3 separate regions of the Mus musculus genome follow, and regions 2 and 3 are each linked to region 1. A link is a loop called in an ENCODE intact Hi-C map of the cell type or tissue named here. Cell type or tissue: gastrocnemius. All regions are shown on one strand.

Region 1 (2,500 bases):
GGCTCTACCAAAGCTTCCTCTCTCTATAGCGAGAGCCCTTTCTGCTTCTATAGGACACTGACCAATTTGACAATCACCTCATGAGTGTCCTATGGGAAGCTAGGGACTATGCTGAAGGTACCATGGCAAGCATGGATGAGATATTGAATCTTTGAGGATGCTGCAGGGCCTCTGGATTAATCAGCCCAGTTGTATGAAGGTTGTACACATTTTATGAAATCTTCTTCCTGTTTAGGACATTTTAAGCTGAGTTTTATGTTATGTGACCCTCTAAAGGCTTTAAACTGAAGTAGATCATGAACATGTCCTTTTGGATGGCTTCACACAGGTGTCCATGTGCCTGACCACACACATCCATGCGTGTGCTCCAGCAGAGCTGCTCTGACTTGAGGCTTCTCTATCTCCAGCTCCTTTGGCAGTTGGCAGCCTCTGGCTAAGCACTGGTGACCAAAGACTCGGGCTCCTTCCATAATGCTCAGCTTTGTGTGTGTGTGTGTGTGTGTGTGTGTGTGTGTGTGTGGTGCTGAATGACTTTCTACTGTTGGTAGGAAAGAGGCAGAGGCAGACAAGGGTGCACCTTGTCTGGGGATGCTTCTCATCTAAATCCTCATTCCAAGGCAACAAACAGAACCTGTCATTAGAGAAGTGAAGCCGGGTCTATCTCCTCCCACAAGCCCATGCCTTTAATCCAAAACAGTCCCTAAGCTGGAAACCAACCATTCAAATATCTGAGCCTATGGTGGCCATCCTTAATCAAACCACTACAGTAGCCTGCTATGCCTACAGTCACCGTAAACAGCCCAGTAAACGATTTCTCAATTAGTCTTGCTCCTCGATATCCTAAGTTCTATCCTAAAGCAAGGTGGCCTTAAAGATATATATTTATATTTCTCTTATATTTGTAAGAAAAATTCCAGAACAATTTTTTCTGGTGATTAAAGGCCGATGAACATCTCCACTGTCAAAGGACTGGGGGACAAACTGAAGTTGCCAACAGCAAGCCTGGCTGAATGGAAGGATGCTTTAAGAGCCAACCTCCATCCTTGCCACATATACAGGCTGCTTGAAATTCTAGCCCGTCCCTGCCCCCAGGGAACAAAAGCTGTAACTGGAGCATTTGTATCATGCCTTCTGTCCTTATATTATACTCTTCTGTCCACACCAAGAGAAGTGAGCAATCTTCACTGTACTGGGCAGAGCCTTGGAGGGCAGTGGACATTTGAAGACATAGGCACTGACCTGGCAGGAAGTGGCTCTGAGCTGCTTGGTTGGGGGCAGCTGAATGAACCCTTTCCATAACTGGCTCCAGGCAGATCTGCAGGCCATGGCACAGAATAGCAGAGAGCTAAGAACCCCCTCTCAGGTCAGAGGTGGGGGTGTCTGATGTGATCATACTCCAGCTCCAGGGGCATCCAATTCCTTCTGCCTCTCAAACGAGAACCCTGGAAACCCCAGGGGCAAGTGACATTCTTCCAGGCCCTTTGACCAGAAAAGGATTGGAGAGCTTACGATGGGGTTGTTTGGAAAACTGATGCCTTCAAGTTTTTGCTTATTTGTTTTGTTCTTGTTTCTATGTTTGTTTCATGTTCACCCCCGCCCCAAAACCCCAGCCCATGGGGAGAATTATCATCTGGCACAGACGATGAGGATAAACTCATGGAGTGATACTAAAAAACTGACATCTAGGGAATAAGCAAGCTGCTGCGCGGGGCTCATTACCTCTTGAGGATATTTGGGTTGTCATACGTCAGGTAGCTGCGGCCGATGAACTGTGGGATCTCGATGGCTTCTATAATAGCTGAGACAGAACAGAAAATGGAGGTTATGAGACACGCGCACCCCTACCCCCCTTCGACTTCAGCTCTCACAGACGTCAGGAAAGCTAGCTGTGGAATGTGCTATTTGACAGCTTGTCAGCCCCTTCCTCTTGGCTGTGCATGTGATTGGCCCGGCTCACGGCAGCCTGGCCCAGTGGCCTGGCAGGGGTTTCGCCCCTCTCCCCTTTCTCCAGAGCCTGGCGGCCACTGTCACCAGCCTTGGCGTTCTGCAGAGAAGGCTTTGCAATGTGCTGAAACTTGAACTGTCCCCAGCGCTTCTTGGAAGCTGGAGAGGAGCTGGAGCCATGTGGAGAGCAGCTGGGGATAACCCCAGAGTTTTGCCAAAGGAGGCAGAGAAAGTCATCCCCAAACAGGGCCCAGCGGGGCTCTTTATTTGGGGGATCATCTCCTGAAGACCCCGGCTCTGATATGAGTGACTGAGAAGTGCAACGGACAAGCTTCGGGCAACATGAAATCCTCCTGGGTGAGATTTGATGAAGCCCTCACTCCAGGCTCACGCGGAAGCACAGGCAGGGTAGGCCTGGCTATTCCCATTTCAGAACAAGGTAATCGAGATCCCCCCAGCTAGAACGCAGACAGGCCATGAACCAGACCTCATTTTGGTTTCTGCCCACCTCCTACTCTCCAGTATTTTAGAAACGAATTTCCTTCCTCCCCATTTC
Region 2 (2,500 bases), 200 kb before region 1:
ATAAGATCTCTACAAGATCAAACCAGCCAAGACAGCTAGGGGAGAACCGTATGATGCTTCACCCTTGGATGAGGGACTTTCAGCAGTTGGTAGCTGGTGACATATGGGCAACACCAAACAGACTTTGTGGTAAAGAAGGAAGAGGAGGAGATGAAGTTGGGAGATAGACATGTGATGATAATTCTATTAGAAGTTACAAAGAGAAATTGATTGTGGATATGGTCATATTTCATTCTACAAATGTATGAAATTCTCTAGGAAATTCTTTTAAAAGACAAAAAGAATTGAAAACAATACACACACACACACACACACACACACGCTTCACACATTGCAAGAAGTGTACAGTGTGGGCAAATGAAATTGTTTCATTACTGTTGGATTTTTGCCCCAGGGGAAATATCTGAAGATTACTTCCTCAACTTTTGCACAGTTAAAGGGCTTAATCCCAGATACCTAATGCGGAGAGAGACCATTTGCAGAGTGATTCTGACAAGTATCACAATCTGGCTATGCATTGCAGGTCCCATGTGTTCTGTTCAGCCTGAATTAACCTAGCCACAAAAACGTTTCTGTAAGTCAAATGCTTTTCTGAAATCCAAATATGTGAACTCTAATTTGTTCCCCTTCGTTCCTTAATTTTAAAGATCTATCCAAAAAATTTAGCAAATTTTCTTGGGCTCACTTTCTCTTTTTAAATCCCTAACGTAACTATTTCTTAACTTGCTTCACTGGCCTTTCTCCCTGCAAGCATTGACTCTCCGATCAACTCACAGATTGGCTACCCGACAACTGTTCAAGGGCCAGATATTCGACTTGGGAAATTACTGACACAATGAACTTAGTAAATTTCACCCCGATGGAGTGAGAGAGTTAAAAGAAACTTATAAATCAAAATTGCATTTAATCCTGGAATGATTTGCGTGTTGGGAGACAGTCAAATCATAGATTCATAACAAAATAGCTATCAAGCAAAGGGTAGAGTCTGAGTCTGGTGCATGGAGAGAAAATATTATAGGATCAAAATGTGAAAGAAAGATTTGCTAACAAGACCTGTGAATGAGATAGGTCCAGGTAACTTTAGCTCTCAGACCCTCTGCAAGTGAAAAACCAGAGATCACAGTCTATTAACTCCTGTGCTGCCAAGGTCCAGTGCTTTGCATCATTGCATGAGATGATGGTATAGTTTAGCTAAAAAGCAAAATAAGAGAATATTTCACTACTCTTATGTGAGCTGATTTTACTACCCTATCAATGTCCCTAGAAAGTTTATAAGTTGCACTTCTGGTTCATTGGTCTCAACATAAATAAATAAGCAAAATCTTTTGATTTTCTATTTTGATTAACATAGTGTTTGCTAAAGCTGGCAACCTGCTATAAAATGTATTGCCAAACAAGACATAGTAATCTAATAGATAAAAGATAAATCTCTCAGAATTGAAAGCACAGAGAACAGTGTCTCTTCCCAGCACGTCCACGGTGGGAGGTCATACATTTACTCTAACTTTGCTGCTCTTTCTCTAAACATTTGGGATTCCTCTTGTGGAACTGTCTTCAGAGCCTGCAGATCCCATCTTGTGCCAAGTCTTTATCCTTCGGGGTGGAGTTGGGGGGCGCAGCAGAAGGGAGTGAATTTAATGATTTCTGGAAAGAGGCATAAGTCATCCAGAGGCTAATCTGGTAAATAATGAGTGTATCCATTTGGGGAGGGGAAAAAAAAGGGAAAGGAAAATGCCTGTATATCAAGTGTAGATCCTGATGTTTGTCCTGTGAACAGGATCTTTAAAGGCAGTCCTCTGAGCAGCACTGTTCTAGCATTGACATTCTTTGAATAGAATCTTCCAGAACCTTCCAAAGGGGCTACTTTGTATATAGCACCTCAGACTCTTAGAAAGATGCGAAACACTGGTTTCACATATGTGCATGAAAAATCTGCAGAAGAGTAAACACCAAGGATGTGGAATCAAGATGAAGACTGTCAGGTAGATACACTTTCTTGATATCAACTAGGAAGAAAAGCCTTCACTGTGTGTAGTTATGCTCCTTGTTCTTCTTCCCAGAGACTCACCTAGGACCCAACCATCATTGATGGTCTACCACAAATGCACGAGTGTAAGGCAATGTCAAATATGTGGCAGTCATTTTTCCAAATAAGGAATACTTCTCCTCACCAGAAAGTTCAAGAATATACCTAAAACTGGTAATTAATCGCCTCATAACTGTTTAATTACTATAGTTATATGTATATTTAAATTACTCTGTATATCTTTAAAGTACATCAGTACTAATTTGAATAAGTATATTATATTATATTTCATAAAAGTATCCAATATTGTATTATATAGTTTTCCACTGTCATAATCAATTTTACTCCAAGCCACAAGATTAAGAAAGCCGTTTTCACTTGCTCGTCCCAAAGCTGTGTGTTCTGCATCCACTATGAAAGCACTTACTGTAATTCTTGAAGAAGCAATCCTTAAAAGACTCCCTCATAACATGA
Region 3 (2,500 bases), 510 kb before region 1:
GCGCCCGCGGGCGAGCCTCCGTGCCGAGGGGCGGGGGCGCTGCCGCGGGAGGGGGGCGGAGGGGGCGGGAACGGCGCGCGGGGAGGGGAAGGGGGTTCTCGCGCGATCGGGCGAGGTTTCCGGTGTTGTGACTGAAACCCGTCAATATGGCGGCGATCGGCCGCGGCCGCTCTCTGAAGAACCTCCGAATACGAGGTAAGCCCGCTCGCCGCCCTCGCTCGCCTCACCCGGTGCGGGTCACGGGTCGCGGCGCTCGGCTTTGCTCCGGGCCTGGGGATGGGGTGGGGTGAGGTTGGACGGGGAAGACGAGCGGGGCGTCGGGCGCCGCCGGCCTGCGATGGATTCTAACTGGGGTTGTGTGTCTTGTCTCGCACAGGGCGGAATGACAGCGGCGAGGAGAACGTCCCGCTCGATCTGACCCGAGGTAACGCGGGCCGCCGCGGCCGCCGGGGAGGCGCGGGCAGCCGGGCGGGCGGGCTGGCAGGCGAGCCGCGCGGGGCAGCGAGGGGCCGAGCCCGCGCCCATCCCCCTGCCCCGCGCCCGGGTGGCCCGGGTTGCCCGGGGGGCTGAGCCCGCTCCGGGGCCTCGGGCGGCTGCGGAGCTCCCCGGCCGGCTCGGTCGCGTGTGTGTCCCCCCTCCGTCCGCTCCCGGGTCCCCCCACCTCCGGATCCCGGGGGCGGCCTTGGACGGGGTGGGTGGGGGAGCAAGGTAGAGGTTGTTATTTAGGTTGCTGGAGGATGTTTGTGGGAAGAGCGACCACATCCTGCCCTCCCCGTTCCCCCCAAGAGCAGATGCTGGACCCTGCCGGCTTCTTGCTCACTGCGGGACTGCTCTTCCCTGCCCGTGGGATCCTCTTGGGTGGGGTGGGGGGGGTCCCCGCAGCTTTTTGAGAACCCGGAGAGCCCGTGATGACTGCTAAGTGTCTGGTTCACGCCGCAGCTCCCTGCTGCTCGCTTCCCGTCTCCCGGGCCCGCTGGGGCTGTAGTTGGCTGGAGACCGCCCGCCCCCTCACTCGGCCGCCGCTTCATTGTGTACCTTGTGGCTGCAGTGGAGGAGAGCTGGGTTTGTTTACACCTTTCCCAGCAGGGCGAGCCCCGCGTGTGTTTTGTTTTTAAGAACCGCACCCGGCGAACGATCGGTATTTTCTTGCTTCGGTCACCGGCCCCCGGGCTGGTGTTTCATCTCCCAGTATCTCGCCGAAGCATCAGTCCGTTCTCTGCCTCCTTAAACAGGAGTTGGGTCTACAGATTCCGGACGGTCCGACTCCACAGCGCTGGAGTGGAGTGTAACTTAACTAGTTCTGCTGTTACGGAATCACTTTTTGAGATCCGTGAAACACCTTAGGACGTTAAAACAAGACAAGAACAGTCGTAAACATTGTATATACGACATGAATTTGGTTCCCCCACCCACCCTGTATGTAGTGACCGTCGTATAAAGTTATTTGGTGGATGTGGGATTTGGGGGACCCATCTCTGTATTGACTGCGTAATTCAGTTCTGTTTCGGTTTTTGTATTGTAAGAATCCTTCTGTGTAGACTGAAAGACTAGTTTTGATTTAGTTTCATGAACACGTGTTTGTTGTTTAGCATTTGGTTCTGATAGTTTAGGAAGCTGTTTTGAGTAAAGGAGCCCTTTCAAAGGGGAACCTCTTTAAAGATCCAGTGCAGTGGTGTGTCAGTCCTAGAGATGGCGACTACATCAGTGATCTGGAACACTCTTACCATTAACCAGCTTTCAGAAACACTATAGAAAAAAGGTCAAGCTTTAGTTGTTTTTTTTTTTCAAATTTGTAAACTTAATATATACCTGAAAAATGTATACAAAGTAGGTTTTCCAGACAGCGGTTCTGAGTATCATAATTCAGACCTGAGATTTTGCATCGTGCTTTTCTAACCATGTAGTTCGCCACTGATTTAATTGGTAACGGAGAAACTGTGTGAAGATACCTCTTGGTTAACTAGAGCCTAGTACCTACAGTATAAACCTGTTCAGATGTGGGATTTTGTTAATCTTCTTTATATATTTTTGTGGAGGCTGTCAGAATTTGGGATGGTAGAAAAGCTTATATACAAGCTTATATGAAACTTGCCTCACTTCAATAGGAACTCGGGAAGACAAATCAGTGGGTACGATTGAAAATCATCAGTTCTCTAAGACTTGACTTAAACGGCTATGTGATGAGCAGCTGTTTCTAGGGTTACGTAAAATGCTTAGACAATGTTATGTTTGCTTGCCGGGATAAAACGTACTAGTGTTGCAAATAAGTATTCACAGCCAGTTGACCTGATTGCAAAAGCAATGCACAACAGAGAGAGGTTACAGGAGAACTGTAGGCCTCAATCATAAGGAAGCTTAGAAGGAAAAAGTTAGGAGTTAGATTCATATATAGGGAGACAGTTGATTAGAGAAAGTGTTACTTGAACAAACATTTCATTGTTTGAAGGCATGTGGATCACACATGAAGAAAGTCCACGAGGAATTGAACTTTAGTAATGAT

Evidence for each region. Hi-C counts contacts between places; a loop is a spot of excess contacts. Peaks named below come from ENCODE experiments on the same cell type or tissue, not always from the same donor. Only the 100,000 strongest peaks of a DNase experiment are listed, where the experiment ranks them.
Region 2: a loop joins it to region 1, with 2.1 times the contacts of the local background. A loop is called at or near these places in 3 of 42 quality-filtered maps.
Region 3: it touches region 1 in a loop (2.3-fold over the local background); 2 of 42 quality-filtered maps call a loop at or near these places.

The regions. Positions count from the first base shown.
Region 1 is chr15:7,221,029-7,223,528 of GRCm38, forward strand. It overlaps Egflam (EGF-like, fibronectin type III and laminin G domains), which reads right to left. Exons shown (of 22, transcript NM_178748.6): 18 at 1,720-1,798. Among named protein-coding and RNA genes, the nearest start is that of Lifr, 93 kb to the left of the region's middle. In gastrocnemius, no CTCF peak of the experiment used is centred here; DNase peaks (open chromatin) are centred at 1,345 and 2,004; H3K4me3 peaks cover 1,766 bases; H3K27ac peaks cover 1,862 bases.
Region 2 is chr15:7,023,837-7,026,336 of GRCm38, forward strand. It overlaps Gm30559 (a long non-coding RNA gene), which reads left to right. Exons shown (of 8, transcript XR_383811.3): 6 at 2,061-2,200. Among named protein-coding and RNA genes, the nearest start is that of Gm30663, 9.3 kb to the right of the region's middle. In gastrocnemius, no CTCF peak of the experiment used is centred here; no DNase peak of the experiment used is centred here.
Region 3 is chr15:6,708,257-6,710,756 of GRCm38, forward strand. Rictor (RPTOR independent companion of MTOR, complex 2) reads left to right here and starts at 125. Exons shown (of 38, transcript NM_030168.3): 1 at 125-195; 2 at 377-424. The coding sequence starts at 147. In gastrocnemius, no CTCF peak of the experiment used is centred here; DNase peaks (open chromatin) are centred at 78 and 959; H3K4me3 peaks cover 2,268 bases; H3K27ac peaks cover 1,751 bases.